3 separate regions of the Homo sapiens genome follow, and regions 1 and 3 are each linked to region 2. Evidence: chromatin contacts called from ENCODE Hi-C or POLR2A ChIA-PET data. All regions are on one chromosome and are shown on one strand. The core of a region is the stretch at or near the end of the contact, and the rest is flanking DNA. Distances in the headings are between cores, read along the strand shown. Region 1 has its middle 22 kb from the start of TULP4. Region 2 has its middle 42 kb from the start of TMEM181. Region 3 overlaps TULP4 (TUB like protein 4).

Region 1 (2,700 bases), core at 123-2,622, 230 kb before region 2:
CTCTTTTAGTATGATGAATTATATCTAATAGATTATATTTCTAATTAGTAGACAAACAGATTTTCTAATAACCTCTTAGAACTAGTTGTGGCTATTATCACTTTTTAAATATTCTGATTGAGTTTGTGTAATACTGCTGTAGGCTATTCCTGAATGTTTGGTAGAACTCGTTTGTAAACTATATGGCCTGATTTCTTTGTGGGATGATTTTAAACTACAGATTCATTTTCTTTAGTGGTTATAGAACAATTTAGACTGTCTTTCTTCTTGAGGTAGTTTTGTTAAATTGTGTTTCTTAGGAATTTACTCATTTCATATGTTATCTAATTTTATAACATTAAGTTGTTCATGGTATTATTTTATCTTAAGTTTCATGGTGTCTGTAGTTAGTTGTAGCCCTCTTTTCATTGTCAGTATTTATTTGTGCTGCTCTGTCTTTATCTATCTTGCCAGAGCTTTGTGTCTTTGATTACATTTTGCAAAGAATCAGTGTTTGGCTTTGTTTAGCTTGTCTAATTTTTTTTTCTTTTTATTTATTTAATTTCTGTTTTTACTATCTTCTTCCTTTACTCTCTTTTGGTTTATGCTGTACTTTTCTAACTTCTTTAAGTTGAATGTTTAGCCCCTTAATTTATAACATGTTTTCTTTTCTAACATAAGTTTTATAACATTTTATAACAGTTTCTTCTTTTATAACATAAGTTGTTGTTGTTGTTTTGTTTTGTTTTGTTTTTTGAGACAGCGTCTCATTTTGTGGTCCAGGCTGGAGTACGGTGGTGCAATCATGGCTTACTTCAGCCTTGACCTCCTGGGCTCAAGTGATCCTCCTACTTCAGCCTTCTGAGAAGCTGGGACCACAGGCATGTGCCACCATGCCTGGCTGATTTTTTAATTTTTTGTAGAGACGGGGTCTCACTGTGTTGCCCAGGATGGTCTTGAACTCCTAGGTTCAAGCAGTCCTCCCACCCTGGCCTCCTAAAGTGTTGGGATTGCACATGTAATCCACCATGCCCAGACTAACATAAGCATTTAAGGCAATGAATTTTCTTTCAAAATACCACCTTTGCTATAGCCAAGAAGTGTTTTGTTTTGTTTTGAGACAGGGTCTCACCCTGTCACTGGAGTGTAGTGGCGTGATTAATGGCTCACTGCAGCCCCCACCTCCTAGACTTAAGCCATCCTCCCACCTCAGTCTCTTGTGTAGCTGGGACCATAGGCGCATGCCACCATGCTGGCTAATTTTAAAATTTTTTGTAGAAACGGGGTCCCACTGTGTTGCCCTGGCTGATCTCGATCTCCTGGGCTCAAGCATCCACATCAGCATTTGTTATTTTCTGACTCTTTTAGTAATAGCCATTTTAACTGGGGTGAGAAGACATCTGCTTGTGGTTTTGATTTGCATTTCCCTGATGATAGTGATGTGGAGCACTTTTTCATGTACCTGCTCTCCATTTGTTGTCTCCTTTTGAGAAATGTCTTTTCAGATCCTTTGCCCATTTTCAAATCAGAATGTCTTTTGCTGTTGAGTTCCTTATATATTCTAGTTGTTAATCCTTTGTTGGATGAATAATTTTGCAAATGTTTTCTCCCATTCTGTGGATTATGTCTACTTCGTTGATTGTTTCCTTTGCTGTGCAGAAGCTTTGTACATTTTCATTTATTTTTCCTTTTGTATTGTTTTTCTCTTTCTAGGGGATTGATTTTGGTCTCCCCTGCTCCCACCTCCCTTCTGTTTTTACCCCTCCAGTGATTTAGAAGTTTTATACTTTATTTCTAGTTTTTTAGTGATTGCCCTTTAAATTTTACCATGCTTACCTAAGATAATTAAGTATAAGGTTGAGTATTTTAACTATCCTTCTAAAACAATATAAAGGCCTTAGAGTACTTTTGGCTCTGGTCATCCTTGTTTGATCAAATTGTCTTTTTTTTATTTTTTAGTTTTCTACCTTCCCCCCCACATTTGTCATAGACACAGTCTAGTGGTTAAGCACATAAACTAGAAACTGAAACCGGCAGCCTGGTGTGACACCCAGCTCTGCTGCCTACCGGATAGTGTCGGGCAAGCATTTAACCTGCCTGTGCCTCAATTTCCTCACCTATAAAATGTGGACAACAAAAGGATCTTTCTCATAAGGCTAAGGCTTTTCAATGAGAAATATAGTACCTATAAAGCATTAAGAGCTATACCTAGAAGTTGATAAGTACTGTGTATTAATATGAGTCTGCTGTTTCTGCTTTATTGTTCTGTTTTGAACAGACATTGTTTAATTTTACCTACATATTTAACAATTTCTTTTTTCGTTGTTTCTTAGACCTTCCTTCTGAGACATTTTCCTTCTACCTGAAGAATATTGTTTAGATGTTATATTGCGAGGTCAGTTGGCCTTAAATTTCAGCTGTTATTCTTTTGAAATGGTCTTCTTATTTCACTCTAATTCTTAAAAGACAATCTTTCTGGGAATATAATTGTGTTTTCTTTGAGTGCTTTGAAGATACTATTTCATTGATTTTGGCAGCCAGTGCCGCTGTTGAGATGTCTCTGTCATCTAATTGTCATTCTTTTGTAAGCACCTGTCTTTTCCTTTTGGCTACTTCTGAACTCTTCTCTTGGTGTTTTTATTGTGCACTTTTACTAAAGTGTGCCCAGGTGTGGATTTCTTCTTTATTTCTCCTGCGTGGCATATATTGTGCTGCTTCTTG
Region 2 (2,700 bases), core at 133-2,632:
AAACCACAGTATAGCTTGTTCTGACAGCAGGAAGACCCCACAAGCCCTTCTCAGGGAAGGTGACGGGGTTCAGGACACACACCCCAGAATGTGGCACCTTGGCATTTGAGAAAACAGCAGAAGCAGGAAGTTCACTCTCACCTTCCCCACATCCCCTGGCCCCTGCAGCAGGCCCAAGACCCTTGTTCCACAGGTGCCCTCCCTGCCCCCAGAGGAGAGGAATGTCTCCATCTCTGAAGACACAGGGGTACAGAGAAGAACCTGCACAAACGGGCACTGCGGAGTCCCCCAGCTTATTCCCAAGGGATCACACCCCTTTGTCCCACTGTCCCTCACACCTGTCGACTTCTTCATCAGACTTAGCAGCGTAAAAATACACAGGTGTCGGCCAGACACAGTGGCTCACGCCTGAAATCCCAGCACTTTGGGAGGCCGAGGTGGGCGGATCACTTGAGGTCAGGAGTTTGACACCAGCCTGGCCAACATGGTGAAACCCCATCTCTACTAAAAATACAAAAATTAGCTGTAATCCCAGCTACTCAGGAGGCTGAGGCAGGAGAATCGCTGGAACCCGGGAGGCAGAGGTTGCAGTGAGCTGAGATCGTCCCACTGCACTCCAGCCTGGGCAACAGAGTGAGACTCCATCTCAAAACAGACAAACAAAAAAACAGGTGTCTGTGTCTTTGGGTCCTCATTTCTGAAGGTTCCCATGTCATGTAAAACTTGCATCACTTAACAATGAGAGATGTCCTGAGAAATGTGTCACTAGGCTGTTTTGTCACTGTGGGAACCTCACAGAGTGCACTTACACAGACCTAGAGGCATGACCTGCGGCACACTTGGTCTCTGTGGGGCCGCTGATTGCTTCCGGACTGCAAACCCGCACAGCATGTCACTGTGTTGAACACTGCAGGCAACTGAAACACAATGGGAGGTATTTTTGTATCTAAACATAGAAAAGGGACAACTAAAATCCAGTGTTATAGTCATACGGGATCACCATTGCATATTCAGTCTGTTGTTGACTGAAGCATCTTTATGAGGTGCATGGCTGTATTAAATAAAATTTGTATGGTTTTCTCTTGTTAATGGGGGCCCTGGTCATGACCCTAGTGATGGATGAGGAAAAGAAATGTTTCCTCCCCTGCAAAGGTTTGGTCCCAGTTAAAAGATGGGGAAATCTCAGATAGAAAATCGTAAGTGACTTTCCTCTCATCCAGGCAGTGTGTGTTGAAAAAGAGTCAGGAGCAAATCTCAGAGCCATGAGGCCGCAGCCCCTCTTTGAGAATCGCTCCTTGAAGCATCCTGAACCACAGAGAACAAGCGCCGGCTCCCCAGGGAGCAGAAGCCAGCACCTCAGATAGAAGCCTCCCCTCCAGGGAAATGAGTCACAGACGAGCCCGGGTGAGGCTGCGCGGCTGCGCCTGCCCCGACCTTTGCTTTTAACTTCCTTTCTCCTTTGCAGTCACCTTCCCATGAGGGAGATGATACTCCGAAGATGGGTTCATTTTGTCCAGACTTTGTCCAGGTTCCCGAAGATGATCTGGAGGATCATTTTATTGTATGTTTATGGAAATAAACAAAACCAGTGCCAGTGAGCCTCGCAATAGAAGGTGGTGAGTATAAAATGTAAACGGCACCCTGATCAGCACTCAGCCTTCTTCGTGTTCACACTGAAACTATCCAGCCTGCCAGGTCCTTGCTGCTGGGTAAACAGCATCTCCCCAATTCCCCGTGCAGTGCTCTCTGTTGTTTGGGCTCCGTCCCCTCTGGTGCCCTCTTCAGGAGAACAATACTTTCAGCTGAAGGTTATAAATTGGCAAACAAGTGGAGTGGTGTGTTGGTAAATAGCTAACAACCAGCTCTCCAGAAACACACAAACTTGGAATGAATAAATATACCTTACATGAGCATTATAAATTGTATTGCTATATAGGATGTGTAGTACACAATTACAATAACAAAATACACAATATTTTTCTTATAACTCCATATAGCCAGACTTAATAGCTAATGCTTTTGTTGATTTTTGCCAAATGTTTGTCTTGCAGCCAACCTAAGATTGTAATTGGTAAACAAATGTAGCCTCAACATGAATGTTGGTTATTTTCATTTACATTTTTGAGCAAGACAAAAGTGAAACAACGAAAATGTGTCTTCAGTGAAACACCATAAACATATGTTAGAACTTTACTCATACATTAATGACATAAGCCATTTCTTTGCTAAATGGGATAATAGTTTTTGAAGATCAGATCTCGATTCTTTTGTGCTGTTTACAATGTGATGGTGCAGATATGACACATTTTTAATTTAAATTGCATTATGAACACTGCCTTCATCACATTCTTAAGTCTAGAGCCTAGACTAAAACAATGAAATGAAATCAACCCTGATTTGTGGCTTTTGCTGATTTCCATGGTATAAATATTCCCACCAGACTCACTGAAGGAGGAGTTGGAAAGAGATGTGCCTTAAGTAGCAATTTAATTTTATATAATGACTGTATTTAAAAATTGGCTCTCAAGATTCCTGGAAATGTCACCCTCAGCTGTCACGAGGCAGGGAGAGCCGCCTGCAGCACCTCCCGGCTGTGTGTGGTGTGTGCTGGGGGGCAGCATAAGCCCAGACTCTGATTGGAGGGCTACACAGCATTGCTGAGTCTAGGCAGGCTGAGGCACTCAGCTAGAGATTTCAGGA
Region 3 (2,700 bases), core at 94-2,593, 160 kb before region 2:
CTGGTGAAGCTATACCTTTGCTCTGATGTTATACCCAGAAAGGGAATCGTCTCCTGAAACTTGAAGTGTTCCTCTGATGCCGAGGCCTGGCCTTCCCTGAGGGATTGCCCCAAGGTCCCTACACCAGTGCTGGCCCAGGCTTGCCCTCTCCAGTCACTCTGGTTTGTTGTCAGGCAGAGAATTTTCACTTTCATCTTTGCTGCTGACTTCGCCCTCTCACCTCTTAATTTTTTTTCTTTGTAAAATTTAGGACCTTAGTTACGTGTCGTATTGAGAAAGCATAGATGACTGAAGATCCATCAGGCTTGGAGTCTTCATTACATACTTAGTAAGGAGGTGAGGTTGGGTGTGACGCTCATTCTTCTGGACCCAGTGTCCTCTTCTGTGAGCAAAGGATTGTGGTTGTGTCTGCCCTGACACATAGGAGTGCTCTGTGGGTTAACTCAGAACAGAAGTGGGACTCTGAACATTTTAAAGCAGCACACACATTAGTTGTTTTTAATGTTACTAATCCAGAGAAGACCTTTCAACCTTTCAGGACTTTTCATGCTTCTCAAGATCGGTTTCTCAGAATGTTCTCTGCAAAACCATGCAGGGGTGCAAGTGGAAGGAGGGAGAGAGTCCTTGGACCTGAGAACCTCTGAGATTTACAGACTTTGTTAAGATAATGAAACAGCTCTGTGAACTATTCTTAGAGAAAAGTGATTCTGTGTGTAAATTTTAAGTGTACTTGGTGATATTATGCTCAGAATACTCTATTCTCACCCTACTGAGGTATTTTATTTATTTAAACAAACCCATCAGTCCTTGTGGTATATTTACTTAGCACTTTATTTAATTGAATTGCTTCATTTGGGAAAACTTACCGACTCATATGGATTTATGCCTTGTTTGGGGCAGTTAGCCCTTGAGGGTGAAGTATTTCTCAGTGTCACTGTGCATAACAGAGATATTAATAATAAATGAATTTGTTAGTTCTTGCAGTAAAACAAGTATCCTCTATAGGCTGGTTACATCCCACATCTATTTAGCATTGGTATAAAAAGACATATGAGAAACGGTTCTGCACTCAAAGAGCTCTTACTTGAGGGCCAGAGACATGCTTGTAAGGCAGTAATGTACAAATCATGGAAAACTCTAGTGTGATAACTTAGCAGAAAATGCTTGTTTTGATGATATCAGAGAACCCATTTCAAAAGCAGTAACATTTGATTTGAGTCTTGATAGGTAACGAGGTTTCCTGACTAAAGAACAGGAGACAAGTGCTGTCTGCCCAGGGTATTTGTAGAGGGTGTGAGAAGACCAGCAGCTGGTGGTGGGTGGGGCTGGAGGGCTGAGATTAGAGACAGGCTGGGCCACACCGGGCAGCATGTGCCAATCTAAGCCGTTTCAGCTTTCTCCTGGGCAGTGGTCAGCCATGTACATTACATGCATGCTTCCCTTCACTACATGTTCTTTTATATTGAATAAGGAGGAATGTGTAATACATTAAGATAGCCTTCATAGGAAGATTCTGCCCCTAATTTGTTGTTTATGTGACTTTCTATGCCAGCCACCCTCCCCTCTTCCTCTTACCTAGAAAAGAAATGGGTGTCCACTTCGTTTACAGTGGTCTCTACTGATGGAATTTGGGAGAAACACCCCCTTTTGAAAGGAAAAAAAAATCGTTCTTTGCCAATTACTGCTGTGTACCTTCCTGGTTATATTCTCAAAGGAAACTAATGTCATCTTGTATTAGGGTACTCTAGAGGGACAGAATTAATAGGACAGATGTATGTTAAAGGAGAGTTTATTAAGGAGTATTAACTCACACGATCACAAGGTGGGGTCTCACAGTAGGCCATCTGCAAGCTAAGGAGCAAGGAAGCCAGTCTGAGTCCCAAAGCTGAAGAACTTGGAGTATGATGTTTGAGGGCAGGAAGCGTCCAGCACGGGAGAAAGATGGAGGCTTGGAGGCTAAGCCAGTCTAATCTCTCCACGTTCTTCTGCCTGCTTTTTATTCTGGTCACGATGGCAGTTGATTAGATGGTGCCCACCCGGATTGAGGGTGGGTCTGCCTCTCCGAGTCCACTGACTCAAATGTTAATCTCCTTTGGCAGCACCCTCACAGACACACCCAGGAACAATAGTTTATATCCTTCAGTCCAATCAAGTTGACATTGAATATTAACCATCACACAACTGAAGCTGGTAAATTAAAAAAATTTAAAACTCCCAGAATTTATCTTCTCTTCCCAGTTGAATAGGCCTTGGTACGAATTTTAGACGGCTTCTTTGACAGACTTTTCTGTGGGCCTGTCCCTGTGGACTGGCTTTCTGTCTGTTCTGCTCTTGCCCATTCACTTATTCATATCCTTTGTAACTCTGAAGGGCATCTGCCCTTGACTCTGGCCTTGGGGGACTTGGTGAATGTAGGGCCCATCTGGGCTAAGGGTCAGAGTTAAGTCTTCTGATGTTGGTAAAATAAGACAGTTGAAGCCTTCCCCCCTTCCCTTTTATGCCTCCAAAAAAAAAAACCAAACAAACAAACAAGGAAAAAAAAAAAGTGAGGCTAGAGTAACTATAAATAACACAAATTAACAGATTTCATGCCAGCACAATGTGCCTGTTGGCCAAGAAGCAGCACTTCTTATAGCTCCTGTATGGCTCCTGTACAGTGTCACTCCGGGTGTAGCACGATGCACTCTTGGGCATTCCTGG

What was found. Hi-C counts contacts between places; a loop is a spot of excess contacts on that map. ChIA-PET counts read pairs that join two places held with the same protein, here RNA polymerase II (POLR2A). Pooled maps may share reads with other maps.
Region 1: a loop to region 2 is called in a map with no recorded cell type, with 7 times the contacts of the local background. The contact joins two enhancer-like sites. A Hi-C loop is called at or near these places in 6 of 37 single-sample maps with no recorded cell type and 13 of 50 pooled maps.
Region 3: a map with no recorded cell type shows a loop between it and region 2 (7-fold over the local background). The contact joins two enhancer-like sites. A Hi-C loop is called at or near these places in 6 of 37 single-sample maps with no recorded cell type and 8 of 50 pooled maps. POLR2A ChIA-PET finds 5 or more read pairs at or near these places in 2 of 52 experiments (WTC11 and naive thymus-derived CD4-positive, alpha-beta T cell).

Annotation. Positions count from the first base shown.
Region 1 is chr6:158,288,864-158,291,563 of GRCh38, forward strand. It overlaps a transcript of TULP4 not described here. Among named protein-coding and RNA genes, the nearest start is that of TULP4, 22 kb to the right of the region's middle. RefSeq lists a silencer at 2,052-2,101. Within about 2 kb of position 1,373, at least 7 of the 41 ENCODE cell types and tissues checked have a DNase peak (open chromatin) inside an H3K27ac peak, as active enhancers do.
Region 2 is chr6:158,516,954-158,519,653 of GRCh38, forward strand. No RefSeq gene overlaps it. Among named protein-coding and RNA genes, the nearest start is that of TMEM181, 42 kb to the right of the region's middle. Within about 2 kb of position 1,383, at least 11 of the 41 ENCODE cell types and tissues checked have a DNase peak (open chromatin) inside an H3K27ac peak, as active enhancers do.
Region 3 is chr6:158,357,593-158,360,292 of GRCh38, forward strand. All of the region lies in intron 1 of TULP4 (TUB like protein 4), which reads left to right. Among named protein-coding and RNA genes, the nearest start is that of SNORA116, 36 kb to the left of the region's middle. RefSeq lists an enhancer at 86-335. Within about 2 kb of position 1,344, at least 6 of the 41 ENCODE cell types and tissues checked have a DNase peak (open chromatin) inside an H3K27ac peak, as active enhancers do.